Regions from separate parts of the Homo sapiens genome. Here region 2 is linked to region 1. The links are chromatin loops, found by intact Hi-C in ENCODE. Cell type or tissue: Calu3. All regions are shown on one strand. Links, peaks and the distances in the headings refer to the core of each region. The heading gives the core; the rest is flanking DNA.

What was found. Peaks named below come from ENCODE experiments on the same cell type or tissue, not always from the same donor. Only the 100,000 strongest peaks of a DNase experiment are listed, where the experiment ranks them.
Region 2: a loop joins it to region 1, with 4 times the contacts of the local background. A loop is called at or near these places in 5 of 110 quality-filtered maps.

Annotation. Positions count from the first base shown.
Region 1 is chr18:8,886,294-8,896,049 of GRCh38, forward strand. No RefSeq gene overlaps it. Among named protein-coding and RNA genes, the nearest start is that of GACAT2, 180 kb to the left of the region's middle. In Calu3, for the core only: no CTCF peak of the experiment used is centred there; a DNase peak (open chromatin) is centred at 4,888.
Region 2 is chr18:8,956,036-8,965,791 of GRCh38, forward strand. No RefSeq gene overlaps it. Among named protein-coding and RNA genes, the nearest start is that of NDUFV2, 140 kb to the right of the region's middle. In Calu3, for the core only: no CTCF peak of the experiment used is centred there; DNase peaks (open chromatin) are centred at 3,636, 4,906 and 5,286.

The DNA of each region.
Region 1 (9,756 bases), core at 651-8,650:
AAAAGCCTTTTCTGCATCTATTGAGATAATCATGTGGTTTTTGTCTTTGGTTCTGTTTATATGATGGATTACGTTTATTGATTTGTGTATGTTGAACCAGCCTTGCATCCCAGGGATGAAGCCAACTTGATCATGGTGGATAAGCTTTATGATGTGCTGCTGGATTCAGTTTGCCAGTATTTTATTGAGGATTTTTGTATCGATGTTCGTCAGGGATATTGGTCTAAAATTCTCTTTTTTTGTTGTGTCTCTGCCAGGCTTTGGTATCAGGATGACGTTGACCTCATAAAAAGAATTAGGGAGGATTCCCTCTTTTCCTGTTGATTGAAATAGTTTCAGAAGGAATGGTACCAGCTCCTCCTTGTATCTCTGGTAGAATTCAGCTTTGAATCCGCCTGGTCTTGGACTTTTTTTGGTTGATAGGCTATTAATTATTGCCTCAATTTTAGAACCTTTTATTGGTCTATTCAGGGATTCAACTTCTTCCTGGTTTAGTCTTGGGAGGGTGTATGTGTCAAGGAATTTATCCATTTCTTCTAGATTTTCTAGTTTATTTGCGTATAGGTGTTTATAGCATTCTCTGATGGTAGTTAGTATTTCTGTGAGATCGGTGGTGATATCCCCTTTATCATTTTTTATTGCATCTATTTGATTCTTCTCTCTTTTCTTCTTTATTAGGCCATTAGCAAGCTAGAGGCCTATCAATTTTGTTGATCTTTTCAAAAAACCAGCTCCTGGATTCATTGATTTTTTGAAGGTTTTTTGTGTCTCTATTTCCTTCAGTTCTGCTCTGATCTTAGTTATTTCTTGCCTTCTGCTAGCTTTTGAATGTGTTTGCTCTTGCTTCTCTAGTTCTTTTAATTGTGATGTTAGGGTGTCAATTTTAGATCTTTCATACTTTCTCTTGTGGGCATTCAGTACTATAAATTTCCATCTACACACTGCTTTAAATGTGCCCCAGAGATTCTGGTATGTTGTGTCTTTGTTCTCATTGGTTTCAAAGAACATCTTTTTTCCTGCCTTCATTTCGTTATGTACCCAGTAGTCATTCAGGAGCAGGTTGTTCAGTTTCCATGTAGTTGAGTGGTTTTGATTGAGTTTCTTAATCCTGAGTTCTAGTTTGATTGCACTGTGGTCTGAGAGGCAGTTTGTTATAACTTCCGTTCTTTTACATTTGCTGAGGAGTGCTTTACTTCCAACTATGTGGTCAATTTTAGAATAAGTGTGATGTGGTGTTGAGAAGAATGTATATTCTGTTGATTTGGGGTGGAGAGTTCTGTAGATGTCTATTAGGTCCACTTGGTGCAGAGCTGAGTTCAATTCCTGGATATCCTTGTTAACTTTCTGTCTCGTTGATCTGTGTAATGTTGACAGTGGGGTGTTAAAGTCTCCCATTATTATTGTGTGAGAGTCTAAGTCACTTTGTCAGTCTCTAAGGACTTGCTTTATGAATCTGGGTGCTCCTGTATTGGGTGCATATATATTTAGGATAGTTAGCTCTTCTTGTTGAATTGATCCCTTTATCATTATGTAATGGCCTTCTTTGTCTCTTTTGATTTTTGTTGGTTTAAAGTCTGTTTTATCAGAGACTAGAATTGCAACCCCTGCCTTTGTTTTCCATTTGGTTGGTAGATCTTCCTCCATCCCTTTATTTTGAGCCTATACGTGTCTCTGCATGTGAGATGGGTCTCCTGAATACAGCACACTGATGGGTCTTGACTCGTTATCCAATTTGCCAGTCTGTGTCTTTTAATTGGAGAATTTAGCCCATTTACATTTAAGGTTAATATTGTTATGTGTGAATTTGATCCTGTCATTATGATGTTAGCTGGTTATTTTGCTTGTTAGTTGCTGCAGTTTCTTCCTAGCATTGATGGTCTTTACAATTTGGCATGTTTTTGCAGTGGCTGGTACCAGTTGTTCCTTTCCATGTTTAGTGATTCCTTCAGGAGCTCTTGTAAGGCAGGCCTAGTGGTGACAAAATCTCTCAGCATTTGTTTGTCTGTAAAGCATTTTATTTCTCCTTCACTTATGAAGCTTAGTTTGGCTGGATATGAAATTCTGGGTTGAAAATTCTTTTCTTTAAGAATGTTGAATATTGGCCCCCACTCTCTTCTGACTCATAGAGTTTCTGCTGAGAGATTCCCTGTTAGTCTGATGGGCTTCCCTTTGTGGGTAACCCGACCTTTCTCTCTGGCTGCCCTTAACATTTTTTCCTTCATTTCAACTTTGGTGAATCTGACAATTATGTGTCTTGGAGTTGCTCTTCTCGAGGAGTATCTTTGTGGCGTTCTCTGTATTTCCTAAATTTGAATGTTGGCCTGCCTTGCTAGGTTGGGGAAGTTCTCCTGGATAATATCCTGAAGAGTGTTTTCCAACTTGGTTCCATTCTCCCTGTCACTTTCAAGTACACCAATCAGACGTAGATTTGGTCTTTTCACATAGTCTCATAATTCTTGGAGGCTTTGTTCATTTCCTTTTACTCTTTTTTCTCTAAACGTCTCTTCTTGCTTCATTTCATTCATTTGATCTTCAATCACTGATACCCTTTCTTCCACTTGATCAAACCGGCTACTGAAGCTTTTGCATGTGTCACGTAGTTCTCGTGCCATGGTTTTCAGCTCCATCAGGTCATTTAAGGACTTCTCTGCGTTGGTTATTCTAGTTAGCCATTCATCTAATCTTTTTTCAATGTTTTTAGCTTCTTTGCAATGGGTTTGAACATCCTCTTTTAGCTTGGAGAAGTTTATTATTACTGATCGTCTGAAGCCTTCTTCTCTCTACCCGTCAAAGTCTTCCTCCATCCAGCTTTGTTCCATTGCTGGCGAGGAGCTGCGTTCCTTTGGAGGAGAAGAGGTGCTCTGATTTTTAGAATTTTCAGCTTTTCTGCTCTGGTTTCTACCCATCTTTGTGATTTTATCTACCTTTGGTCTTTGATGGTGGTGACGTACAGATGGGATTTTGGTGTGGATGTCCTTTCTGTTTGTTAGTTTTCCTTCTAACAGTCAGGACCCTCAGCTGCAGGTCCGTTGGAGTTTACTGGAGGTCCACTCCAGACCCTGTTTGCCTGGGTATCACCAGCGGAGGCAGCAGAACAGTAAATTTTGCAGAACAGCAGATGTTGCCTGATCATTCCTCTGGAAGCTTCATCTCAGAGGTGCACCCGGCTGTATGAGGTGTCAGTCAGCCCCTGCTGGGAGGTGTCTCCCAGTTAGGCTACTCAGGGGTCAGGGACCCACTTGAGGAGGCAGTCTGTCCGTTCTCAGATCTCAAACTCCAAGCAGGGAGAACCACTACTCTCTTCAAAGCTGTCAGATCAGGACATTTTTTTGCTGATGCGTAACTTCTAAAACTCCCCAAGTTAGGCAGTGCAGCTGAGCCAGGATCTGACATTCATGCTCTGTTCTCAGGCAAGCTTACAAAGCTACATTTTTACCAGTGAGAGCCACAAATATGTGGTCTATTCCACAAATGTTCTTTGCCCAGTCTGAAGGAAAAGACTAGTATGAAGATGATAGTTCCTCCCAGGGTTGATGATCAAAGAACCAGATTCTGTCTACACTGGATCTGGTTGCACTGGCTGACTTGAACTCATCTTGTTCAAGAACAGAGTGAGGCCCAGTTAATGCTGCTGGGAGAAACTGAGTAGTTTGTCTCCAGGTCAAGATGTACAGGAGGTGGTCATTGAGGAAAACAAGTGCCCAACTCATCCAAAAGCTGACCATTGAGAAGACCAAACACCTAAACTGCTTCTGTGGAATTTGAGGATTTGGCCAGGCTATTTCCAATGCAGTGAAAAATTTCCATTTGATTCTGAATAACTGCTTGTAAAACACAAATAAATGCAGCACAGTTTTATAAGTTTTCTTCAATTCTGGCAATAAAGTAAGTGAATTCATTGGAACAATCCCTATGCTAACCTGCTAACCAGCTGACAAACCAGATCAATAGGATACTGTCTACTCCTCTGACAGCTACATTTGTGTCTTACCACCTCTAATTGGTATTTGATTTTAAATCTATTTCCAAAAAAAGTTTTTTAGAAGTTTAAGAAATTTACTATTAATATTAATTTGAAATAATAAATTATAAAATTATAATAATGTGGTATAAACATTTAAAAATGCAATTGAACACATTATAAAGTTGAGAAATAGATCCATATACATACGGAAATTTAGTATAGGCTAAGGTTAGCATTTCAATCAGTAGAAGAAAAATAGTTTATTCAACAAATGGTTAGGGGACAATTATCAAGAAAACAATTTGCAGCCCGGGCAACATAGGGAGACCCCATCTCTACAAAAAAAATTTTTTTTAATTAGCCAGGCATGGTGGCACATGCCTATAGTTCCAGCTACTCAGGAGGCAGAGATGGGAGGATTGCTCGAGCCCAGGAGCTCAATGCTACAGTCAACTATGATAACACCACTGTATTCCAGCCTGTGCAACAGAGCAAGACCCTGTCTCAAAAAAAAAAAGAAAGAAAGAAAGAAAGAAAAAAAGAAAACGATTTGAATCTATAATCACACTTTTATGTTGGAAAAAAATTGAATCATTCAGGTACTAGAGGAAATCATGGGGTAATTTGTTTTTATAATAATCTTAGAAAAGGAAGTGCTTTCTATGTATGAAACAAAATCCAGAATCTGTATCCTGAGTAATAAAGAATTTATTGGGCTTTGTCCCTGGTTCCTGGTTCCTGTGAGTTAATCTCTAACTTCTTGGAATTTCCTGGGTGATAGGAATGTCTTTGTTATTCATGGTATGCCCTCATAGTTTATTCTAATAAGGTGACTCATAGGAGGCTCTTCGACAGTTTCTAAGAGATGACTCGAGACAGAGGCTGGCCACTGAGAGAGAGACCAATTATGTCATTAGAGGGTTGGAATTTGAGCCAAGTGATATCAGCCTGATCTCCAGGGAGGGAAGAGGGGTGACTGGAGACTGAGTTCAGAGGGTGACTAGTGTTTCAATCAATCATGCACACATAATGAAACCCAAAAAAACTCTGAACTTGAAGCTCAAGTGTGTATCCTAGTTGACAGTACTCTGCATATTGTACACACCGATGTGCTCGGAGGATGATGCATCCCATCTCTGCAGGGAGAGGACACCAGAAACTTCCCATCTAGGACCCTCCCAGACCTCTACCTATCTGTCTCTTCTTTTGATTGGTTCTTATTCGTAATCTTTTTGTGATAATAAAACTGTAATTTTTTAAATCATATAGCTCTTCCCTGAATTCTGTTAGTCATTCTAGTGAATTATCAAACTTGAGAGGATCGTGGGAACCCCGAACTTGTAACCAGTTGGTCAGGAGTGAAGGTGGCCTGGGGACCCCTGAACTTGCAGCTGATGCCTGAAGTGAGCCTCATTTCAGACATCAGCTGCAAGCAAGTTCAGGGGTCCCGAGGTCCCCAGGAAGTTTATCCTCACTCTGGGTGCTTATTGTCAGAGGCCATTGCACTGTTTTAAAAAGGACTGATAAAGTTGATAATATTAAACTCAAAATTTTCTACACAGCCTCCTCAGAAGTAATGTAAAAAGACCAGTACAAACTGGGGGAAATGTTTGCAACTCATATCACTGAAAATGACTAATTTTTCTAACAAATAAAGAACATCAGTACTTTGGGAGGCCAAGGCAGGAGGATCACTTGAGCCGAGGAGTTCAAAACTAACGTGGGCAACATTGTGAGACCTCATCCCTACAAAGAATTGTTTTAAAATTGGCCAGGCATAATGGCGTGCACCTGTAGTTCTAGCTACTCAGGAGGCTGAGATGGGAGGATTGCTTGAGCCAGGGAGGTCAAGGCTGCAGTGAGCTATGATCACCTCACTGCACTCCAGGCTGGGTGACAGAGCAAGACCCTGTTTCAAAATAAAAATAAAAGAAAAAAAAAAAAGAACATCTACAATACAAAAAGATGAAAAGCCCAGTGGAAAAAGAAGCTTAATCAAAAAATGAGATATAAATGTCTTTTAAACTTACAAAAAGATGTTCAACATCACCACAATGAGAAAACTGCAAAATGATACTTCCTGACATGCAAAATTTTTACCAGATTAGTAAAAATCAAAAAGTTCAATAACAAACTGTGTGTGGAAGATGTAGGAAGTAGGCACTCTCATTCTTTCTGGTGTAAGTATAAGTCTGTATGTCCTCCAGGAAGGGCAATTTGGCAATAACTATCAAAATATTACTGCAAGCCAGATGCAGTGGTTCATGCCTGCAATCCCAGCACTTTGGGAGGCGGAGGTGGGCGGATCACCAGAGTCAGGAGTTCGAGACCAACCTGTCTAACATAATGAAACCTCGTCTCTACTAAAAATACAAAAATATATATATATATATATGACCAAGCGTGGTTGCGGGCGCCTGTAATCCCAGCTGCTTGGGAGGCTGAGGCAGGAGAATCGCTTGAACCTGGTAGGCAGAGGTTGCTGTGAGCTGAGATTGCACCACTGCACTCCAGCCAGGGCAACAGAATGAGATTCTGTCTCAAAAAATAAAAAATTAAAAAAAATTTTTTTAAACCCAAAATATTACTGCAGATGTCCTTATACGCAGTGGTGTTAGTTTTAGAAACTGATTCTACGGGTATGCTTGCTCGTGTGTAAAATTATTCATATACAAATTATTTATGACAGTATTGTTTCTAGTAGTAAAATATCGGAAATATTCTAAATGTTCATCAGTAGGAGAATGGTCAAATAGTTATGCTACAACCATATAATAAAAATAATTCATATATCCATAACAATAAATGAAGAGGGAAGCTTTTATGTACTTCGTGAAAAATATAGTAAGTGAAAAAGAGGGGTCCAGCAAAGTGGGCATTGTATGCTACTAGTTTGTAAAAATTAAAAATTAAAAAAAAATAGCAGAGGCATATTAGTCTGCTAGGGCTGCCATAACAAATATTACAGACTGGGTGGCTTAAACAACAGAAATTTTCTCTCAACTCTGAAAGCTAGAAATCCAAGATCAGGGTGTCAGCAAGTTTGGTTTTTCCTGGAGCCCCTTGTCTTGGCTTGCAGACGGCCATCTTCTCTTTGTATCTTCATGTGGTTTTCCCTCTGCATGTGTTTGTCTTCATCTCCTCCTCTTATAAGGACACCATATTGGCCTAGGGCCCACCCAAATGACTTCACTTTACCTTAAGTATCTCTTTAAAGGCCCTATCTCCAAATGCAGGACATACTGGGGATTACGGCTTCAGCATAAGAATTTGGGGAATACAAATTCAGTCCATAACAGGGGGCAATAAGGAAGATAGATATACAGATCTATGTCTATATATGCACAAAATATCTCAGATATACACAAGAAACCATTAACATCATTTGACTTCAAGGTGGGGCCCTGTGTGGCTGGAGGAGAGGAGGGAAGGGGGACGTTTCATTATATGCCTTTTTGAAGTGTCTGAATTTTGGATCATTGTTTATATTTTAAAATATACAAATTTAAAAGTGTTTAAATGAAGAGGTTGGATTGGAGTCCAGGACTTCAGACCATATATGGCATCTAGTAGGAAGACTCTTTATGTGCTGATGAAATAACAAGTCCTCACACTCTTCCAGGATAATAATTGCCTGCCTGGCACTTATGTAATGGAGATAAAGCTACTGGAAGCCAATACTATCACAAGATGAATGCTTGCTATTTTAAAAATAAGCACCTGAGCATTTATCTACTTTCACAATCCAATTTTCTGTGACAGCAGCATTTTTCCATCATTAACTTCAATGTGTAGGATAATGCATTTGTAGCTGACAACTATTTTACAAATAGTAAAGAATGTAGCATAATAATGTATGTTCACTCGGGCTAAGACATGAGTAACTGAACATTTTTATAAGTTAGCTATAGCTGAAATAATATGTCCTTTATTGCCACAAGAAGGGGGAATAATAGCTGTGCCTTAATAATCTCAGTGTTAAGAATAAATTTCCCAACACCTCTTAGAAAGGTGAAAGAAGTATAGACAACAGGACTAGAAATACTACATATTTTGAGGAATAGTAATAATAGCTAGTGGTGCAGTTGTTTTGTGCTATATATTTTCAAAGTGCTTTTCACTTGCTCATTTATTCCAACTATTATTTTAAGATAAATTTTAACTCATATTTTATAGATGAAAAAAAATGTGGGGCAGTATAGCAGAAAAATGGTCAGCATTGATTCTGTGTTCATGGAATTCAAAGACTGCGTGGTATGTGTTATATCTAGAGATATTGCCAATTGAGAGAAATTGGATCATTCTTAAATTGGCTGATGGGTCCTCCTAAGTAGCAAGAAAATGTGATTCAGGGTTCAAACCTGAAGTTAAAAAACATGCAAGAGAGGACAAGAACTCCTACACAGTACATGTTTATTTATTTTTTGAGTAATAATTGCAGTGTATTGAGAGTTTTTATCTCACTTTATCTTTACCATGGGAAATACACAGCAAAATTCTCACTTTTACAAATTCTCAAAGAAGCATGATATTAATAATACAATGTATTTAATAATATGAAGACTGTGTTACTTTCTGCCTATGCTATTGAATACTTCAATACATATCTGCAGATGACCCTAAAAACCCACAAAGCCCAAAACTGAAGTCTGTGATAGAATTCCAGTGACAGATAGTAACTGAACATGAAAGCGTTCTTCTTTCCACTCCAAAATTAGCAATTCAGCCATCATCTTGTAGAGCTGAATGGGACAGCCACTCTCCAAGGTTCTGAGGACCTGACAGGGTCCCGGTCTACCCTCCTCATCACAGTATAACGAATGTATTTGCAGACTGAGAACATTCACTCCCTGATATGGTTTGGATTTGTCTCCCCACCCAAATCTCATGTTGAAATGTAATCCCCAGTGTTGGAGGAGGGGCCTGGTGGGAGGTGACTGGATCATGGAGGTACATTTCCCCCTTGCTGGTCTTGTAATAGCAAGTAAGTTCTCAGAAGATCTGGTTGTTTAAAATTGTATAGCACCTCCCCCCTTTTCTCTCTTCCTCCTCCAGCCATGTAAGATGCACCTACTTCACCTTTGCCTTCCGCCATGATTGTAAGTTTCCTGAGGCCTCTCCAGCCATGCTTCCTATGCAGCCTGCAGAACCATGAGCCAATTAAACCTTTCTTTATAAATTATCCAGTTTCAGGTATTTATTTATAGCAGTGCAAGGACAGACTAATACACTCCCTCACTTTGGTTCCAAGTTAAAGATCTGTTTGCAATTATACCATCAGGAATTCACTTGAGTTGCCCATGGACTAGACAGAGATGAGGAGACTGTTCAGGGAATACTTAAACTAATCAAAGCAACTTTACTAACAGGCTTAGCTGAGATACAAGCTCTGAAATATTTGGTGATGGATTCAAAGAATGAGGAGGCCAGGTTCAGTGGCTCACTCCTGTAATCCCAGCAGTTTGGGAGGCCAAGACAGGCAGATCATGAGGTCAAGAGATTGACATCATCCTGGCCAACATGGTGAAACCCCGTCTGTACTAAAAATACAAAAATTAGCTGGGCATGGTGGTGCACACCTGTAGTCCCAGCTACTCGGAAGGCTGAGGCAGGAGAATCACTTGAACCCTGGAGGCGGAGGTTGCAGTGAACTGAGATTGCACCACTGCACTCCAGCCTGGCAACACATCAAGACTCAGTCTCAAAAAAAAAAAAAAATGAAGAATACTATTTTCAAGTTTAATTACATATAGCTACCCTACAAAGATGACCTCCAGGGAACCACACTTTCT
Region 2 (9,756 bases), core at 510-8,509, 70 kb after region 1:
CAGTTGGAATTGAGGGTTACTGTTGGAATTGAGGGTTCCATGCTCTTTCCCTAGTGACACCTTCCTTCTGGTCACTGACCTCACCCTCACTCTTGCAGTTGTGGCCTCCAGGTGTCCAGAGCCGACTCAGGACAGGCCTATGAGGACCAGCATTCTCTCTCTGACCTTGTAGTCAAATGGGTCTTGAGAGGCCCAGCTCTGAAATCTCGTTTCTACAGTTGTTACATTTCCTATGGCATCTGAAAGGAAAATAAAATCTCTGGACCCCAAACTCGCTAAGCCAAAGGGAAACATTAAGCTGGGAACTCGGTCAGGCAAACCTGCCTTCCACTTTGTTCCTAAATAGATAGCTACAAGATAAAAGGCTACATTCTTCCCTCACAATTTCCTCACAAGGAAATCTCTTGTGAGCCCCAATATCTTTACCCTAAGACAGTTCTGTTGAATTTCACCCTACAATGTATTAATAAATTAGAAGCTAATCTTCTACAGAAAGAGAACAAAAACCAAGAACTAAAAGCCATCATCCCTCTGTTCAACTGAGAGGAATGCATATCTAACTGCTTCCTCTACTTCCTATGTTTATTTTACCTTATGTAAAAATGGAGATTAACTGAGCACAAGATAAATGCATAATTGACTATTCCTCTCCTCCCTCCTTTCACGTGAAAAAAGTGGCTTCACTGATCAAAAGACTCAAAGGAATGCAACTGTTTGCCTCTTTTATCTACTCTTTCCCTTTCTTTTCCTCCTTCCTCTTTCACCTACTGCCTGCTCTTTTTCCCTTTGAATATTGAAGTACCCAGACCCTCTTTGGGAAAAAATCACGGAGCACAGATGTTTCCTGTGGTTTTCTGTACCTTTTTTTTCTCTCGGGCATGTCTTCAACCTTGGCAAAATAAACCTCTAAAAATGATTGAGACTTGCCTCAGTTATTTTTTTTGGTTTACAGTTAAAAGGCTCACCAAACTCCAAGGAGCTTGCTCACAATGAATCCAGGGAAGAAATTCAACTGCTCATGAAAGCCTGCTCATGTAGTTAATCTCTTAAAGATAGGCAAGGAGTGGTTTTTGTTGTTTGTGTGATCACTCTTCACTGCAGCCTCAACCTCCCAGGCTCAAGTGATCCTCCCACCTCAACCTCCTGAGTAGCTGAGACTGCAGGTGAACACCACCATGCTTGGCTAATTTTTAAATTTTTTGTAGAGAGGGAGTCTTGCTATGTTACCCAGGTTGGTCTCAAACTCCTGGGCTGGAGCAATCCTCCTGTCTCAGCCTCCCAAGGTGCTGGGATTACAGGCATGAGCCTCCACACCTGGCCTGTGAGGAATCTAAAGGTGTTGCTGTAACAGACAGTTCTGGGATACATGACTATAAAACATGTGAGTGTTCTCAACCAACTGTTTGGGGTGAAAAATTTGGAGTCTGACTTAGTGCATATTCAACACCCCCATTTCTGTGCTTGACAAATACTATCTATTTTTCTGCAACAGATTTAGCTTGTTCAAGTCTCCATGTTATCTGCTGAAATTGACTAGGAGTGGGTCATTGCTTCTGCAATGAAATGTCGCCATCCTAGGCTCTGAAATAACACAAAGTATATTATGAGTAGACATCACTTTTTTGGTCACAGTTTGCAGGTAGAACACCTGGATTCCCCTAGGTTTCTTCTAGAACTGGATCTGCCACTGGGTATTAATTGCTGGAGACATCATTTAACCTGTTTGGATTTCTGAAAGATGAATGCAATGAGCTGCAGGATATCTGTTTGCTCAGCACTCTAGGATTCTATGATCTCTAAAGAGTCAGCATAAGAAGACCATTCAGGATAAATGTGAAGTTTTAGACCATTTAAATTCAGAGATACAGTGTCCTGGCCAACTTTCTGCTGCTTGGGTTGACATCTGGCATGCTATTTTCCATTTGGCACCTGTTTGGGTGTGTGATCAAGTATTCTAGACAGAATAATTTCTCAGAGCAGCAGAAAGGCAGTCTTTGGTTTTCCAGTGCCTTGGAAGGCAACAAACACAGGTTCAGGGAGCAAATAAATCATTTAATGTTGTCCTGACCTGTTCTTCAGGAGGACCAGATCATCATGACATGGCCTCCTAAAACATCCTTTCGAGGGCAAAGGAGACAGAAGAAAGTGACCTCCTAGCAACTGCCTGTGCAAAGAAGAGACTCAACAAAAGAAAAGACTTCTCTCATGAAGACCCAAGAGCTTCAGGGTCAGAATGAGGATAAGAATTTGGTACTGCTGACATTTCTACACCTACTCTTCTGTGCTTTTGCCTTGAAATCTTGAGAACTTCCCTGCTCAAAGATAAAACCTCATACACTACATGAAATTTCTTTGTTTTTCGGTAACTCTTTCTCTTTGGTCAGATTCAAGCTGTTTTGAGATACCCAAACTACTGTTTGCTGAAGTCAACTCAATAATTAAAAACAACAACAAGTGATATCAATTATTTGACACTATACAGACAAAACAACCTACTGCATGAATTATAGGCTACTTCTACCACTGCCCAGATGAAATGGGATCAAAGTGGACACTTGCCTACTTCCAAACTTAGGTAAAAATGGAGACAGACAGGGTGACAAACAGGAAAGCATTTTGACCATCCATATATGTGGCTCTGTTTCAACAGTGTTTGCCATATACCACAGGCAGCTACAAGTGATGTTTCTCATTGTAAATATATTCTTCAGATTGCAAAAATATTTTGCTCTTTGGTTGTTTTTATTTGATGGATTCAGTGCCATGTGCCACAGGCAAAGCCCTGTGCTAGAAGATGAAGAGGCACAGATGATTATAAAGCAGAATCCCAGCTCCCAAAGAACAGATGAGGGAGGAACCGAAATATTTAGAGAATATTTGTATGTGTGAAGAACCTCATTACCATACCACTGGTTACAAAGGAAGTCCATGGGAATCCAGTGGGGGCAGGAGCTTGGACTGAGAACGGTGGGCCACCCATAAGCCGAGACACAGCAGGCTGAACACAGCAGGGAGGTGCTGCAGGGAGGGAGGTGAGAGGAGAAGGCACTCTCCCTGAGCACACCCCATCAGTTTTGAAGGTATGCTTACACAACCCTTGTGAAAATCATGATAAAAAGATGTTAACCAGGCTGGGCGTGATGGCTCACACTTGTAATCCTAGCACATTGGGAGGCCAAGGTGGGCAGATAGTTTGAGACCAGGAGTTCAAGACTACCCTGGCCAACATGGACAAACCCCATCTCTACTTAAAATACAAAAATTAGCCGGGCGGGGTGGCACATGCCTGTAATCCCAGCTACTCAGGAGGCTGAGGCACGAGGATAGCTTGAAACTGGGAGGTAGAGGTTGAGTTGAGATTGTGCCACTGCACTCCAGCCTGGGTGACAGAGTGAGACTGTCTCAATCTCAAAAAAAAAAAAAAAGATGTTAACTGAAAGTAAGAAAACAGGAGCATGAGACAAGTGGAGAAAGATCAAGAGTGATGCATTTTTATGTTAATTATCCCATCCCAACTGAAGCGCAGGATCCACCCCCTTCCCTGTCCTCACCTTATTGCAGGCTAGTTCTTCCTAAACACTTCACCTGACCGGGCCTCTCAGGGGAGGGAGGATGGTGCTGAAATATTGAAAGAGATAACGGAGGGCTAGGCCGAGCAATGCCAGCACCGCAGGGAGTACTGAGTAGCTCTTTGTGATTGGAATTTCTGGAGTGCACCGGAGAATAGCAGAAGATAAGGTTGGAAAGGTAAATAGAGATCTGACTTTAGAAAGCTGGACATTTCAGCTTAAGTGCTTTGGACTTTTCTCAGTAGTCAATGGAAAATTTTGATCAGGGAATCAAAAGCACAATCAAAATAGTGCTTTAATAATAGGAACGCCTTGAGTATATTTAAGCATATGTTTACTGATTAGCTACTTGGCAGAAAGCCTTGGGTCAGCAGGAAAGAGACAAATATTCAAAGCTCAAGGGTTAGCAATTAGCATTAAGACCCTTATTGACCGGCTACTCAGCTGGCACTGGTCACCTACTCTTTTGAACTACAATTACCATCTCATGTGCAATGAGGGCTAGGACCAGGTAACAACATTACAGACTCTCTGGGATGGAGTCAGCAGATAATGAATGGCAAATGCTCAGGACACGTTTCTTATTAGAAATGATGACAAGACTAGACATTTTTTTCTTTTTTTGAGACAGAGTCTCGCTCTGTCGCCCAAGCTGGAGTGCAATGGCGTGACCTCGGCTCACTTCAACCTCTGCCTCCCGGGCTCAAGCAATTCTCATGCCTCAGCCCCCCAAGTAGCTGGGATTACAGGTGCACACCACCACACCTTGCTAATTTTTGTATTTTTGGTAGAGACGGGGTTTCGCCATGTTGCCCAGGCTGGTCTTGAACTCCTGGCCTAAAGTGATCCTCTTGCCTCGGCCTCCCAAAGTGCTGGGATTACAGGCGTGAGCCACCATGCCTGGCCTGAGACTAGAAATTATAAAGGAAAGTAAGGGGAACAAAAACCAGATTTGTGAACCCTTGATTTGTACTCAATTTTTAGGGAGTATTTACAGAGCAGGGAGTAGAATTTGTGCATAATTTGCATATGTTTGTGCAGAATTTGTATTTGAGACAGGAACAGTATGTGGGAAAAGTTATTATGTCTGTTTTAACGCCTATTCCAGCATGAACATATTTTAAAACCCATAGAAATACATTTTAAAATCATAAATAACAGCAACAAATAAAGTCTTTTGATAGGTTTATTTCCTTCATTTGCCAGAGTAATTACGGTAATTCCCAAATGACCAATTTGAACAACGAAGCCTCTTGTTAGTAGGGTCAAAGTCTGGATCCGTTAACAGCGGCATTCCTGTCAAAATCTGATCTTTCCTCTAAGTGCCCAAATAGCCTAGGTGTACTAGATACCATTCTTCATGTCTCTAATACGTGCAAACAGACCTGACAACTATTTCAGAACCTAGAAAGGCCAGCCAAAAGTTAGTCATTAACTAAGCAGGATAAATCTTAATCAACTGAATAAATGCAAAGTATGTAACATTTTAAGTAAAACAAACAGGGTAGAGTTAACCAAGAGCCCTTACGGGAGGAAAAAAATCATTATTTCTTCCTTCGGGTGAGGCAAAAACCGTTTCTTTAAACTTGAAATGCAAAGAGCATTCATTTATATATTTCAGGATTAGATTCCGGTCTCAGACTGATATGCATTTCTTAAATGTGTCTTACATTTTCCCTGTTGAGAAAGTGGGTGAATCAGAACTGACTCAGGCCAGACACACCACAGGGAGAACAGGTCAGCACTAGAGTGAGAATGTCTAGTATGCTACCTTTATTCTGTATTACTATGATCCATGTCTATTTTGTGTTAATTATTGCTTGTCCAAAGGGACCACCAGAAAAATCTGTTGATCAAGCAAATCTAAGTATATTAGACCTACAGCAGTAAGGGACAATACTACAGTGTCAGTCTTAGAAGTGTCTCAAAACAGAGAAATTAGGAAAGGGTGTTGGAGGGTGTTATGGCCCAGATTATATGATTTTAAGGCATGTCTTGCAAGGCAAGAAACGAGATTGGGCAAAATTAAGATATAATAGTCTTGAAGAGGTGAACACAAGAGGGTGAGGGTCTTTTGTTTTGGTTTGTTTTGAAACAGAGTCTCACTCTCTCACCTAGGCTGGAATACAATGGTGCCATCATAGCCCACTGCAGCCTCGAACTCCTGGGCTCATGCTATCTTTCTGCCTCTGTCTACTGAGTAGCTAGGATTACAGGTGTGGCACCACAGCCAGCTAATTTTTTAGTTTTTATTTTTGTAGAGATGGGTTCTCACTATGTTGTCCAGGCTGGTCTTGAACTCCTGGCCTCAAATAGTCCTCCCATCCCAGCCTCCCAAAGTGCTGATACTACAGGCGTGAGTCACTGTGCCCCACTGAGATGAGGGTCTTGAAGTGAGCCTTTATGAGCAGGCTGTTCATTTTTGTAAGAAGCTGCTTTAATTGGTTCACAGCGTTATCTTCCAAGAGCAAGAATTTAATGGAGCAGGTAGCAAAGTATTGCTCCCAGCATTGTCTAACGCAGGAGCAGGTCTCACAATCAGACTCCATTCCTCCACCTTCTCTTCTAGCACTGAAAGTCTTTGCTAATACACATCCCTGAAGTCAGGAGGAAAGGAGGCATGGCTCCTCAGGGGGCACTTGCTGCCTTGGTGGGTGCGGGGAATCTGCAAGCATCTGCCAGCTTAGTGGGAACGCTAGGCCTTCCTAGGGAGGAGTGGGCCAGCTCCACAAGCCCATGGGATTGAGCAGGGTGTACAGTCCAGATCTTCAGAGGCATTCTGGTAGCCAGGACCTACACAGCCCTGTCCCATATTTAGGATCCTAGGTTTTCCCCACAGGGGCCCTGACCTTTGCGTAACAGACCTGCCTTGGCCAAGCATTTCAACCTCTCTGGAGCTCCATGATTCTAACAATCAGGTCCTCAGCCTGCCTCTCAGCTGTGTGTCTGTTCTTCCTCTGCAGGAGATGGAGGCCTCTTTGTCAGCTGTCACAGGGCCCTGCATAAACAGACCCTTGTCTCTCCTTCCTCTGTGTGCATCAAAACAGCTTAGTGAGATCCAGCCCACTCTGCCTTTTTTTGTAGGCATTTTTCCACCCGTATTGTTAAAATGCCTGCATCACGGCACACACCACATCGTCCCCTCCCGGAACATTTGCCAGGCCACTACGGTCAAATCGCTAGCCTTAGGCCGGGGACTCGAAATGACCCAGCTCCCAGCCAGGACACAACCTCTCCACCTGCTAGGGTGGGTGGGCCAGTTCCACATCCCAGCTCCGTGCCTGCTTTCTCAACCCATTCCTGTCCCCACTGTGTTATTCTGGGTCCTCCCAGAAGCAGATGCCATGACAGGATTGATTGTGCCAGAGATTCATTAGGGGAAAGGCCTGTGAGAGGCAGTGAGGAGGGAGCTGAGGAGACAGGAAGAGCCATCAGGCTGCAAGGCAAGCCTGGGCCATGAGTGAAGGAGAAGGGAGGGAGGAAGTTTAGACGGAAGCTCCAGGCTGCTCTGCAGTGCTCAGGAGCTCAACAAGGCTGTTGCCCAATCCTTGAGCCAAGGTTGCCCATCAGACTGCAAGGGAAGGCTGCCTTAGTGTCCTGCAGCCCTCCGTCCAGGAAGCAGGGTCTTGGCGCGAATGCAGCAATGCATCTCAGGGCGCAGCATCTGGGCTACCGGCTCAGTCACACTCCCTGCAGTTGGAGATCTGAGAGACACCTTCCCATAGCTGCCACACGCACACACAAACACTCACACACCCAATACACCACACACAGGAATGTACAGACACCAAACCCACATACAGCACACACACATCACATACACATACCCTTCACAGAGACAGACACACAAATATCAGACACATACCCCACACCAGACCACACACAGACACCACACATACCACACAAACAGACACCACACACACACCACACACACACACCACACACACACACCACACACCACACACACACACCATACACACACCACACACACACACCACACACCACACACACACACCATACACATACCACACACAAAGACATTGCACACATGCCCCGTCCCCACCCACACACACAGGAATTGCACACATGTCCACCACACACACACACACTGCACACACACCACACACACGCACACACATGCACGCACACACACGCACACGCACACACTCACACACACACACAGACTCACAATGGATAGATGAATACATAAGAAAGGTTTTTAAAAATTTCTTACTGTCATTTAAATATCATTTTTACCCAAGTAAAAAGCATCAGGCTTAAACTTTAATGACAATGTACTCTACAGTTGCTAAATTGTGTTTAAATATAAGTAAATCCCCTACTTTCCTATATAATTTGGAAATAAAAGGTGCAGGTTATTAATTTAAAATATTAAGATTTTCTTAGCTTCATGTTCAAAACTTTCCATGACCTAGTCCCAAACCACCTTGTTGGTTTTCTCATGATGTTGACCAGTGAATCCTACACTGGCCACACCATCTTTCTTGTGGTTACTGGCAGTGCTATTCACTTTTATGACTCTTTCCCTTTGCTTTGCTATTTCTTCTATGTGGAGTTCCTTTTTCCCTTATTCTCCACAAATCAACATCCTGCTCATTACTCAAAATCTGCTTCTGTGATTCCTGAGTTGGGATGAGCCTGGGAGACAGAGCAAGACTCCATTTCAAAAAAAAAAAGAAGAAGAAGAAGAAGAATTGAAAGCAGGAGCCTGGAATGGTGGCATGCACCTGTAGTCCCCGCTACTTGGGAGGCTGAGGCGGGAGGGTCATTTGAGCCCAGGAGTTCAAGGCTACAGTGAGCTATGATCCTACCACTGCACTCCAGCCTGGGCAACAGAGTGAGACCCTATCTCAAAAATAGTAATAAATAAATAAGTAATTTTTAAAAAAAGAAAGAGAGCAAAAACTCAAACAGATACTTGCAAACCAATGTTCATAGCAGCATTATTCACAATAATCAAAAGGTAGGAACAACCCAAATGCCCATTGATAGATACATGGATAAACAAAATGTGATTTAGCCATGCAACAGAATATTGTTCAGCCTCAGGAAGGAATGAAATTGTGACACATGCTATGACATAGATGAACTTTGAAGACTTTATATTAAATGAATTAAGCCAGACACCAAAGGACAACTATTATTTGATTTCACTTACAGGAGGTCCATCAAGTAGTCAGATACATAGAGACAGCCAGTAGAATGGTGGTTACCAGTGGGTAGCGGGAGAAAGGAATAGGAACTATTGTTTAATGAGCACAAAGTTTCAGTTTGGGATGATGAAGAAATTCTAGAAATGGCTAGTGGTGATGGTCACATGACAACGTAAATGTTCTTAATGCCGTTGAACTGTGCACTTAAAAATGGTCAAAATGGTAAATTTTATGTTATATATGTTTTATCGCCATAAAGAGTATTTTAAAAATTAGGATCCCAACTTCCTGTTAATGAACATGATTGATATTCCAGCTCCCTCTGGCACCATCATCAATTGCAGGCCTGTTTTCAGACCCAATCATAGAACTGCATGCAGCACTCAGGGGCTACACCTAGTACATGAGTGTGGGTTGCTAGGCAGGGGATTGCCCAGCCTATTTGGGTCTAACCCTTCCCAGAAACCTATAAAAATCTACCTGACTGAGCAGCAGGGCATGTGCACACTACAAGTACCCCGAGTGTTATGTATTAGGGAGGCACTGAATTAAGAAAACAAATCCGCAAACATTCGCCCAGGAAGGGTAAGTTACAACCTGTGGAAGAGAAGCTTTCTCTCCAGAGGGACCTGTACAGGCTGGGACACCACGGTCCGCTGACAGTGCAACAAGACTGCCTACTTGAACTCTCACCCCAACACCCTCCCAAGCTCCACCCATCAATGCTCTTCCATGAAACTTTGTGGCTGCAGCAGCAGTTACAATGTCCCCACCACCCTCAGATTGCCCGGCTCTGATCCCAGCCCCCTCGCCATGCAGTTTTCTCTGTGGCAGCATCTCAACGGTGTCCTCTCCTGCCCTTGCAGAGCGACTGCTTTTCTGAGCATCTGTCAACAACCCCTTATCCCATCAAGCGCTGCTAGCAGCACCCCACCTCAGGGGAAGAGGCTCAGGAAAGGACCGGGGCTTCAGTCCAGCCCCCACTTAACAGTTGAGCCATAGTTCTCACACTT